Regions from separate parts of the Homo sapiens genome. Here region 1 is linked to region 2. A link is a contact called in ENCODE Hi-C or POLR2A ChIA-PET data. All regions are on one chromosome and are shown on one strand. Each heading gives the region's core, a stretch centred on a gene start or an enhancer-like site at or near the end of the contact. The rest is flanking DNA. Distances are from core to core; before and after follow the strand shown.

Region 1 (4,675 bases), core at 1,631-4,130, 270 kb after region 2:
TGGGGCCAGCAACACCACGGCCACATCCTCAGCCACAGAACAACACACAACATCTCAAGGATGAACTCATCAACGCACCAACGGTTAGTCTCTTATCTAATAAATAAAGCATATCCCGGTTACAAATAATCAACACAGATGTTTCAATGATCTTGAGTAGAAAGTTGAGAGCTTGTCATTTGAGTCAGGAAATGGGACTCCGCGGAAATGATGGCCTTGAGAGAGCCCTCATGTGTTCTTTGTGCAGTCGGCAATTCCATGTAGACAGGAAAAATGGACTGAAAACTTAAACTGATATGATGAAGATAATATCATTCAATTGAAAATGAAAATGGAAAAAGTCATTTATAAACCATTTGAATGGACAAAAAAGAAAATTGGTTAGGAATTAAATTAGCTAGATGAAAGTCACTTTTTTTCTTTTTTGCTTTTTTTTTTGAGATGGAGTCTCACACTCTATTACCCAGGCTGGAGTGCAGTGGTGCGATCTCGGCTCACTGCAACCTCCGCCTCCCGGGTTCAAGCGATTCTCCCGCCTCAGCCTCCTGAGTAGCTGGGATTACAGGCGTGAGCCACAGTGCCTGGCCAAAAGTCACTCTTTTTTTTTTTTTTTTTTTTTTTGAGACGGAGTCTCGCTCTGTTGCCAGGCTGGAGTGCAATGGAGAGCAGTGGTGCGATCTCGGCTCACTGCAAGCTCCGCCTCCCGGGTTCACGCCATTCTCCTGCCTCAGCCTCCCGAGTAGCTGGGACTACAGGCGCCTGCCACCACGTGTGGCTAATTTTTTTGTGTGTGTGTGTTTTTAGTAGAAACAGGATTTCACCGAATAAGCCAAGACGGTCTCGATCTCCTGACCTTGTGACCCACCTGCCTCGGCCTCCCAAAGTGCTGGGATTTCAGGCGTGAGCCACCGCACCCGGCCCAAAAGTCACTCCTAAAAATGCTTTCTCGGCCGGGCACAGTGGCTCATGCCTGTAATCCCAGCACTTTGGGAGGCCAAGGCAGGCAGATCGCCTGAGGTCAGGAGTTTGAGACCAGCCTGGCCAACATGGCAAAACCCCATCTCCACAAAAACACAAAAATTAGCCAGTCATGGTGGTGTGCGCCTGTAATCCCAGCTACTCAGGAGGCTAAGGCAGGAGAATCGCTTGAACCTGGGAGGCAGAGGTTGCAGTGAGCTGAGATTGCACCACTGCACTCCCGCCTGGGCGACAGAGCAAGACTCCATCTCAAAAAAAAAAAAAAAAAAGTTTCTCAACAAAAACTTAACGGTGGCATAGTTCTGATGAAAATCTTCATGTTCATGGCATGGAGTTAAAATGTCCAAACGGTCAAGGCCACAGATTAAAACAGGGACATCCGCAGGCCCTGGCCCGAGGGGAGGAGCATACAGGGAGTGGTTCACCCACTCCACCGCCTTTGGAGCACCTTTTAATTCTCTCACTCTTCTCTAATGTGTTCCTTGATTTATCTATTACCATCTGCGGATTTTCATCTGTTCTTTTTTGCCTTTTTTTTTTTTGAGACGGAGTTTTGCTCTTGTCACCCAGGCTGGAGTGCAATGGCGGGATCTCAGCTCACTGCAACCTCCGCCTCCCGGGTTCAAGCGATTCTCCTGCCTCAGCCTCCCGAGTATCTGGGATTACAAGCGCCCGCCACCACGCCCCGCTAATCTTTTTTGCTTTTTAAAATTATGAAATGCGGTATACACACAGAAAAGTGCGTGAACACACACATATGTACCATTTAATAGATAGTTATAAAATGATCCGCCCGCCTCAGCCTCCCAAAGTGCTGGGATTACAGGCGTGAGCCACCGCTTCCGGCCTCAGGAGAGGATTCGTGTTTGCTTCTCCCAACGTCCAGGGAAGCGACATTTCCTATTTGCTTTAGACTAAAATCTATACTTGAATTTTTTGTTTACTGTAGGTAATATTAACTAGGGTTGCAGTCCGTGGAGGGCCGACTATGCGAACGGTTTCTATGAACCATCCTTTGCTGAAGGCTGAAACCTCTTCGTCCCCTGGGAGAGTTCCTATTCAGGCCTTCTTGTAGTTAGTTCATCCTTGTGTTGACAGCTGTATTAGGGTTCTCCAGAGAGACGGATCCAGTAGGATATAGACGTAGATCCAGGACAGGAGATGGACTGGGGGAGCTGGCGTTTGCAATTACGGAGGCCGAGAAGTCTGTGAGCCGGAGACCCCGGGACTCGGGTAGCCGGGCTCAGCCCAGGTCGGAAGGCCTCAGAAGCGGGGAAGCGGATGGTGTGGCCCTCAGCACGACCCACCCCAAATCATGCCTTGCCAGGTTTCTGGGAATTCCTGGTCCAGCCCAGCTGGCACCTGACACTGGCCGTAACGGCAGGGCCACTGTTAGCTGTTAGCCTCAGGGCCCCAGGTTTAGGGGCGGTGTCTCCGTTGCACGTGCACCCCGAGCGCGCCCGCCACTCCCCACATCAGGAGCTCTGTTCCTCGGGTTCAGCAAACGCCCGGGCGAAAGCAATCTTAACATTCTGGGCTCCCGGCACCCAGACCTTGGGCTGATGCCCCTTGCTAGTGGGTCAGCTCTTTAGAAAATATATTCTAACTATTTCCATCAGCATTTCCACTTATTTTGTGCAGGAGAGTTGAACCCAAACCGTCTGGGTCGGGGTCGGTCAGGCCCCGCCCCCTGACGTCATCTCACCCCCACCCAATCCCCCGCGCCTACCTGCCTCCCGGCCCCTCCCCTTCCCGCCCCTCAATCCCAGCGCTCATCTCTGCGGCCACGCCCGCCCCTTCCCGCCACCCAATCCTAGCGCTTGTCTCTGCGGCCGGGCCCCGCCCCCACCCGCCCCCCGCCCAATCCTCGCGCGGACTCATGTTTGCCCGCTCGGCCGCCGTCTCTCGAGTCTCCGCCAGATCCGGGGCGGGTCCGCGGCCGCGGCGGGAACATGGAGGAGCTCCTGAGGCGCGAGCTGGGCTGCAGCTCTGTCAGGGCCACGGGCCACTCGGGGGGCGGGTGCATCAGCCAGGGCCGGAGCTACGACACGGATCAAGGACGAGTGTTCGTGAAAGTGAACCCCAAGGCGGAGGTCAGGCAGCGGGTCGGGCGGGCCGGGGGACCGGTTTCTTTCCGGAGAGGGTCGCGGGCCTCGGCGCGGGGCGCGGCCTGGGCTTCTCCCGCCGGAGGCCGTGGGTGGCTCTCCCGGGACTGCCGCCGCCGCCCCTTGCGGGGAACCCTTTGCGCGGGGCGAGCGGTGAACGGGGGCGGCGGAAGCGTCCGGGGCGTCCGGAGGAGTTTGCACCTGCGGGGAACTGTCCGGAGCAGGAACCGCGGCCGCCCCACACCTCCTGTTCTCCGTGAACTTTCTCTCGGGGGCGCTACGTGAAATGGGGCGGGACTGGCTGCTGCAGTCTTGCTCCCGGGGTTCCTGCCCTGCGGTGCTGGTTAAGTGGGGTCGTTCTAGCCGGGGAAGCTGCTTAAGTCCTCAGCTTAAGTGACTCTGGAGGTGTCCATCCCCCGTGAGCCTCGGTCAGTACGTTGTGAAACGGGGCGAAGGTGCTGCCCCCAGGCCAGCTGCTGCGCCTCACCACACCCTGGCATGCTCTGTCCTTCTGTTAGACTCATTCTCGGGCCGGGCGCGGTGGCTCACGCCTGTAATCCCAGCACTTTGGGAGACAGAGGTGGGTGGAGCGCGAAGTCAGGAGTTCGAGACCAGCCTGGCCAACAAGGTGAAACCCCCGTCTCTATTAAAAATACAAAAATTAGCTGGGCGTGGTGGCGGGCGCCTGTAATCCCAGCTACTCGGGAGGCTGAGGCAGAAGAATCGCTTGAACCCAGGAGGCAGAGGTTGCAGTGAGTCGAGATCGCGCCACTGCACTCCAGCCTGCTGGGTGACTGAATGAGACTCCGTCTCAAAAAAAAAAGAGTGTTCCTAGCAGCGGTGACATGGCAGCTGTGGTGGGGCTCTGAGGCTGAGGAGGTGGGGACTCTGAAGAACTGAAAGAAGGATGAAGACAGCTGGAAGTCAGGAGCACGAGGAGAGTGTGTGTGTCTATGTGTATGTTGTGTGTGTGTACGTTGTATGTGTGTATGTTTGTAATGTTTGTATGTTGTGTGTATGTATTGTGTGTCTGTGTGTGTGTAAGGGTGGAGCCCCAGGTGAGGATGGGAGAGTGGGCAGGGCAGTGGTGTGTGTCTCAGGAGAAAAAGAAAGGCCGCTGGCCCTGACCTGTTCTGCGGGGATCACTGCTGTGTATGTTGTGTGTGTGTGTCTGTGTGTTGTGTGTGTATGGTGTGTCTGTAAGTCGTATGTTGTGTGTGTTGTGTGTCTGTATGTGTTGTGTGTGTGTTGTGTGTCTGTATATGTTGTGTGTGTGTGTTATGTGTCTGTGTGTGTAAGGGTGGAGCCCCAGATGAGGATGGGAGAGCAGGCAGGGCAGTGGTGTGTGTAGCAGGAGGAAAGGAAAGGCCGCTGGCTCTGACTTCTACTCTAGGGATCACTGCTGTGTGGTGAGCCAGGGGGACCCAAGGGAGGAGTTGCTGTGGTCCCGGGGAGTTGGATGGAAACGGCATCTCAAGATGAGGTGGTTTCCAGTGCTGGGCAGGAGGTGGCATGGAACTTGGTGGTCTCTTCAGGTGAAAAGTGACCCCAGGTCACTGGCATAGGCAGCCAGGGTGCCGCCTGCACCTGAG
Region 2 (3,642 bases), core at 963-3,462:
ATGGGAACCCACGATCACCCATCACGTGGTTAGTGGACTGTGAGTCCTACGAAGAGGTCTGAGGACCAGGGAGGAGGAGACATGGGAACCCACGATCACCCATCACGTGGTTAGTGGACTGTGAGTCCTACGAAGAGGTCTGAGGACCAGGGAGGAGGAGACATGGGAACCCACGATCACCCATCACGTGGTTAGTGGACTGTGAGTCCTACGAAGAGGTCTGAGGACCAGGGAGGAGGAGACATGGGAACCCACGATCACCCATCACGTGGTTAGTGGACTGTGAGTCCTACGAAGAGGTCTGAGGACCAGGGAGGAGGAGACATGGGAACCCACGATCACCCATCACGTGGTTCAAAACAAGTACAAAGGAAAATATGGTGACCTCAGAAAAGCTCATAGAGTATATTAAATACGCTGGGTGTTAGTGATTAAAAGGGGACAAAACAGACATGCATTATCTGTAAAACCAAGTACACCAGATAGAATTTGAATGGATACAAAGAAACAAAATAGCCATTAGATTTCAAGGTAATAGAAAAAAGAGAAAATATTTTGTTTCATTTTCATCCTTTTTGAAAGTCAGGCTTCCGGTTCTGGGGTTCTGGGGAGGGACGTGGAGAGCCTTACCAACCAGCAGGGACCAGGACCGGATGCCTGGAGCCCTCTTCAGATGGAGGCGGGAGCTGGTGCGGGTCTCCACCTGCAGGTACATCCCGAGAGGGCAGCACCACTCTCTACAGGAGGAGGGGTCTGGGAACAGACAGAGGCAGCTGAGCCCTTGGGCCTGCACACAGGCAGGCGCCCACGCCATCAGGCCCAGTCTGGAGGCCAAGAGCAGGTCCCCCAACTAAGTCACCTGCAGCCCCAGACACCATCAGCCAGTCTCACCTGGTCTCTGTGGTTGGGCACGTCACTGGATCCCCCAGAGACCCCGTTTCCTGTGTAAGGAAGGCCCTTTTCCGTTCACAGCGACACCGACTGCGCGGGGGCTGTTTCCCGCTCAGACTCACGAGCTACAGCTGCATCACCACCTGCCCCGTCCTGTCTGGAAACCTTATGTCCTGAGGCCGCTAGCCCCCAGCAGCCTTTAAGCTTCTAGCATCTGTGGGCACCCCCTCTCCCCTGTGCTGGCCTCCACCAAGAAAGGAACTGAAAGTCCCATCATGGCTTCCGGCCGTACTGGCTCTCGCACTGGCATGGACCAACGATCTCAGCTCTCTCTCTGCCCTCCTCCACCTGCTGAAAGTTCAGACTGCACAGTAGAGGGTCCCAAAGCGGCCAGAACCGACGAGTCACCAAAGGGGCTAATCTTCCACAGCGGAGTTCCGCACGGGCGCAGCAGCCCTGCCACTTCACCGTACGCTCCCAACACTGGCCCCAGGGACCCCGTTCTGGTAGTTTCTCAGGGCTTTCCCTGTGAAGTCAAATCAAATTTCTGACATTAAGTAGGGGGTTCAGGCTGGGCGCGGTGGCTCAGGCCTGTAATCTCAGCACTTTGGGAGGACGAGGCGTGCGGATTGTTTGAGTCACGGAGTTCAAGACCAGCCAGGGCAACGTGGCGAAACCCCGTCTCCACAGAAAATACATAAAACAGCCCGGTGTGGTGGTGTACGCCTGTGGTCCTAGTTATTCAGGAGGCTGAGCTGGGAGGATCACCTGAGGCCGGGAGGTGGAGGCTGCAGTGAGCAGAAATCGTGCCACTGGACTCCAGCCTGGGTGACAGAGTGAGACCGTGTCTCAAAAAAATAAAAAATAGTGGGTTCAAATCACACAAACCAATCCTAGATGCTGGTATATGACTGGGCTCCCTCCCGGGCCTCAGTTGCCTCATTGCTCCCGAAACACCCGGCATTCCACATCCAAATGCACACACACACGCACACTCGCGGACACAAGCACACGCGCGCTGGCAAAGCCGCCCGCGCCGCTAGTCGCACCGAGCGCTCGTTTCTTTGTCCGGATCGGGGGCGCTCCCGCCGCCGGGGCCAACCTGCAGCGGAACAGGCGCGAGGCCGCCCGCGACGGGCACGGCGGGACACGGAACAGCCGGCAGGCGGGCCCAGGACGCAGACCCCTCCCGGAGTGGGCCTAAGGGTGCCGGGACGCGCGGCACGGAGCGGGAAGGAAGTGCGGAGCCCACCCAGCCCAGCCGCCTACCGAGAGCACAGCGGTCCCCGCGCCGCAGCAGAGAGACGCGAACCGGCGGGGGCGGGGCCGCGCGCACTTCCGGGATTGGAGCGGAGCCGAGCCGACTTTCGGGGGCGGGGCCGCGCGCGCTTCCGGGATTGGGGGCGGGGCCGCGCGCGCTTACGGGATTGGGGCGGGGCCGCAAGCATTTCCTGGATGGGGCGGAGCCGAGCGGATTTCCGGGATCCGGGCGGAGCCGCAGGAGGAGGCGGGTGGTTCCTGCTAAAGAAGCCAGTTTTCTTGAAAAAAAGAAACGTGCGGGGAAACGTATCCGACAGCAAAGAACTTACCAAGGACTATGAACGTCTTGCTAACATAGAAGCGAAACTGAAGCGGTTCTCATTGCCAAAAAAGAAGATTTGAGCATGAATAAGAACAGGAATTCGAGTGAATTTAAAATCCTCAGATGCTCCAGTCTGTAATTCATAATAATGTATTTTTTAACTCTGTTCACCTTTGGAGGATGCTGGTAAGCTCACCCCAGTTTGTGGCCTGGTTAATAAAAGGAAAGCATCAAGCATTTGTCCTGCCTTTATGAAATTTACAGCAGAGTAACCAAATACTGCATGAGAAGAATTTCTCATTATAGAAGTTTTCCCGCTAATAAATGAAGAAGAAACAGTAGGATTAAAACATCACCCTATGAATTAACGGACCTAGGCAATGTCATCAATGACTGCTAATTAACATCGCAAAAAGGTCAGTTAGATATCAGAAGTACACAACACTATGAAGTAGTCTTGCCAGAAAAAATTTAACCTGAATGTGAACAAGCTTCTAGAGTGAATTACTGGAAATGTGGAAGACAAGACTGTACTAAAGGATTCTACAAGGATACAGTCAGCAATTCGAAACCTCAACCATCTGAATGGACCCTTCCGCTTGGCCAAGAGCATTCCCAAGTTATCCTGAAAAACTAGCTCAGGCAGTGATGGGAAGGGGGAGACAGACATACCTCACTCCCTCCTCCCTTTTGGAATTCAGGCACACAGCTGACCAGCATTCACATTAAAACAGATCTTGAGGTGGCCAGGTGCGGTGGCTCACGCCTGTAATCCCAGCACTTTGGGAGGCCAAGGTGGGCAGATCACGAGGTCAGGAGATTGAGACCATCCTGGCTAACACAGTGAAACCTCATCTCTACTAAAAACACAAAAAAATTAGCTGGGCGTGGTGGCGGGTGCTCATAGTCCCAGCTACTCGGGAGGCTGAGGCAGGAGAATGGCGTGAACCCGGGAGGCAGAGCTTGCAGTGAGCCGAGATCGTGCCACTGCTCTCCAGCCTGGGCAACAGAGTGAGACTCCATCTCAATAAAAAATAACAAAACAAAACAAAAACAGATCTTGAAGTTGACAAAGTAGACTCTGTAGCAATGACGCCAAATTCCAGCCTGACTCTGGTATAGGACTACATGACAGATAGGAAGCCTTGGAAGAAATGGAAGTACTTTAC

The links. Hi-C counts contacts between places; a loop is a spot of excess contacts on that map. ChIA-PET counts read pairs that join two places held with the same protein, here RNA polymerase II (POLR2A). Pooled maps may share reads with other maps.
Region 1: a pooled map shows a loop between it and region 2 (10-fold over the local background). The contact joins the promoter of FN3KRP here to the promoter of CYBC1 in region 2. A Hi-C loop is called at or near these places in 1 of 168 maps with a recorded cell type or tissue (B cell), 5 of 37 single-sample maps with no recorded cell type and 13 of 50 pooled maps. POLR2A ChIA-PET finds 5 or more read pairs at or near these places in 3 of 52 experiments (Caco-2, HEK293 and activated CD4-positive, alpha-beta T cell).

What each region holds. Positions count from the first base shown.
Region 1 is chr17:82,713,826-82,718,500 of GRCh38, forward strand. FN3KRP (fructosamine 3 kinase related protein) reads left to right here and starts at 2,881. Exons shown (of 6, transcript NM_024619.4): 1 at 2,881-3,071. The coding sequence starts at 2,931. LOC101929552 (a long non-coding RNA gene) reads right to left here and starts at 2,428. Exons shown (of 2, transcript NR_136400.1): 1 at 1,742-2,428; 2 at 83-291. RefSeq lists silencers at 2,698-2,937, 2,958-3,037, 3,118-3,207.
Region 2 is chr17:82,448,540-82,452,181 of GRCh38, forward strand. CYBC1 (cytochrome b-245 chaperone 1) reads right to left here and starts at 2,213. Exons shown (of 7, transcript NM_001033046.4): 1 at 2,161-2,213; 2 at 631-753. The coding sequence starts at 715. RefSeq lists silencers at 554-603, 1,914-2,273 and an enhancer at 1,024-1,283.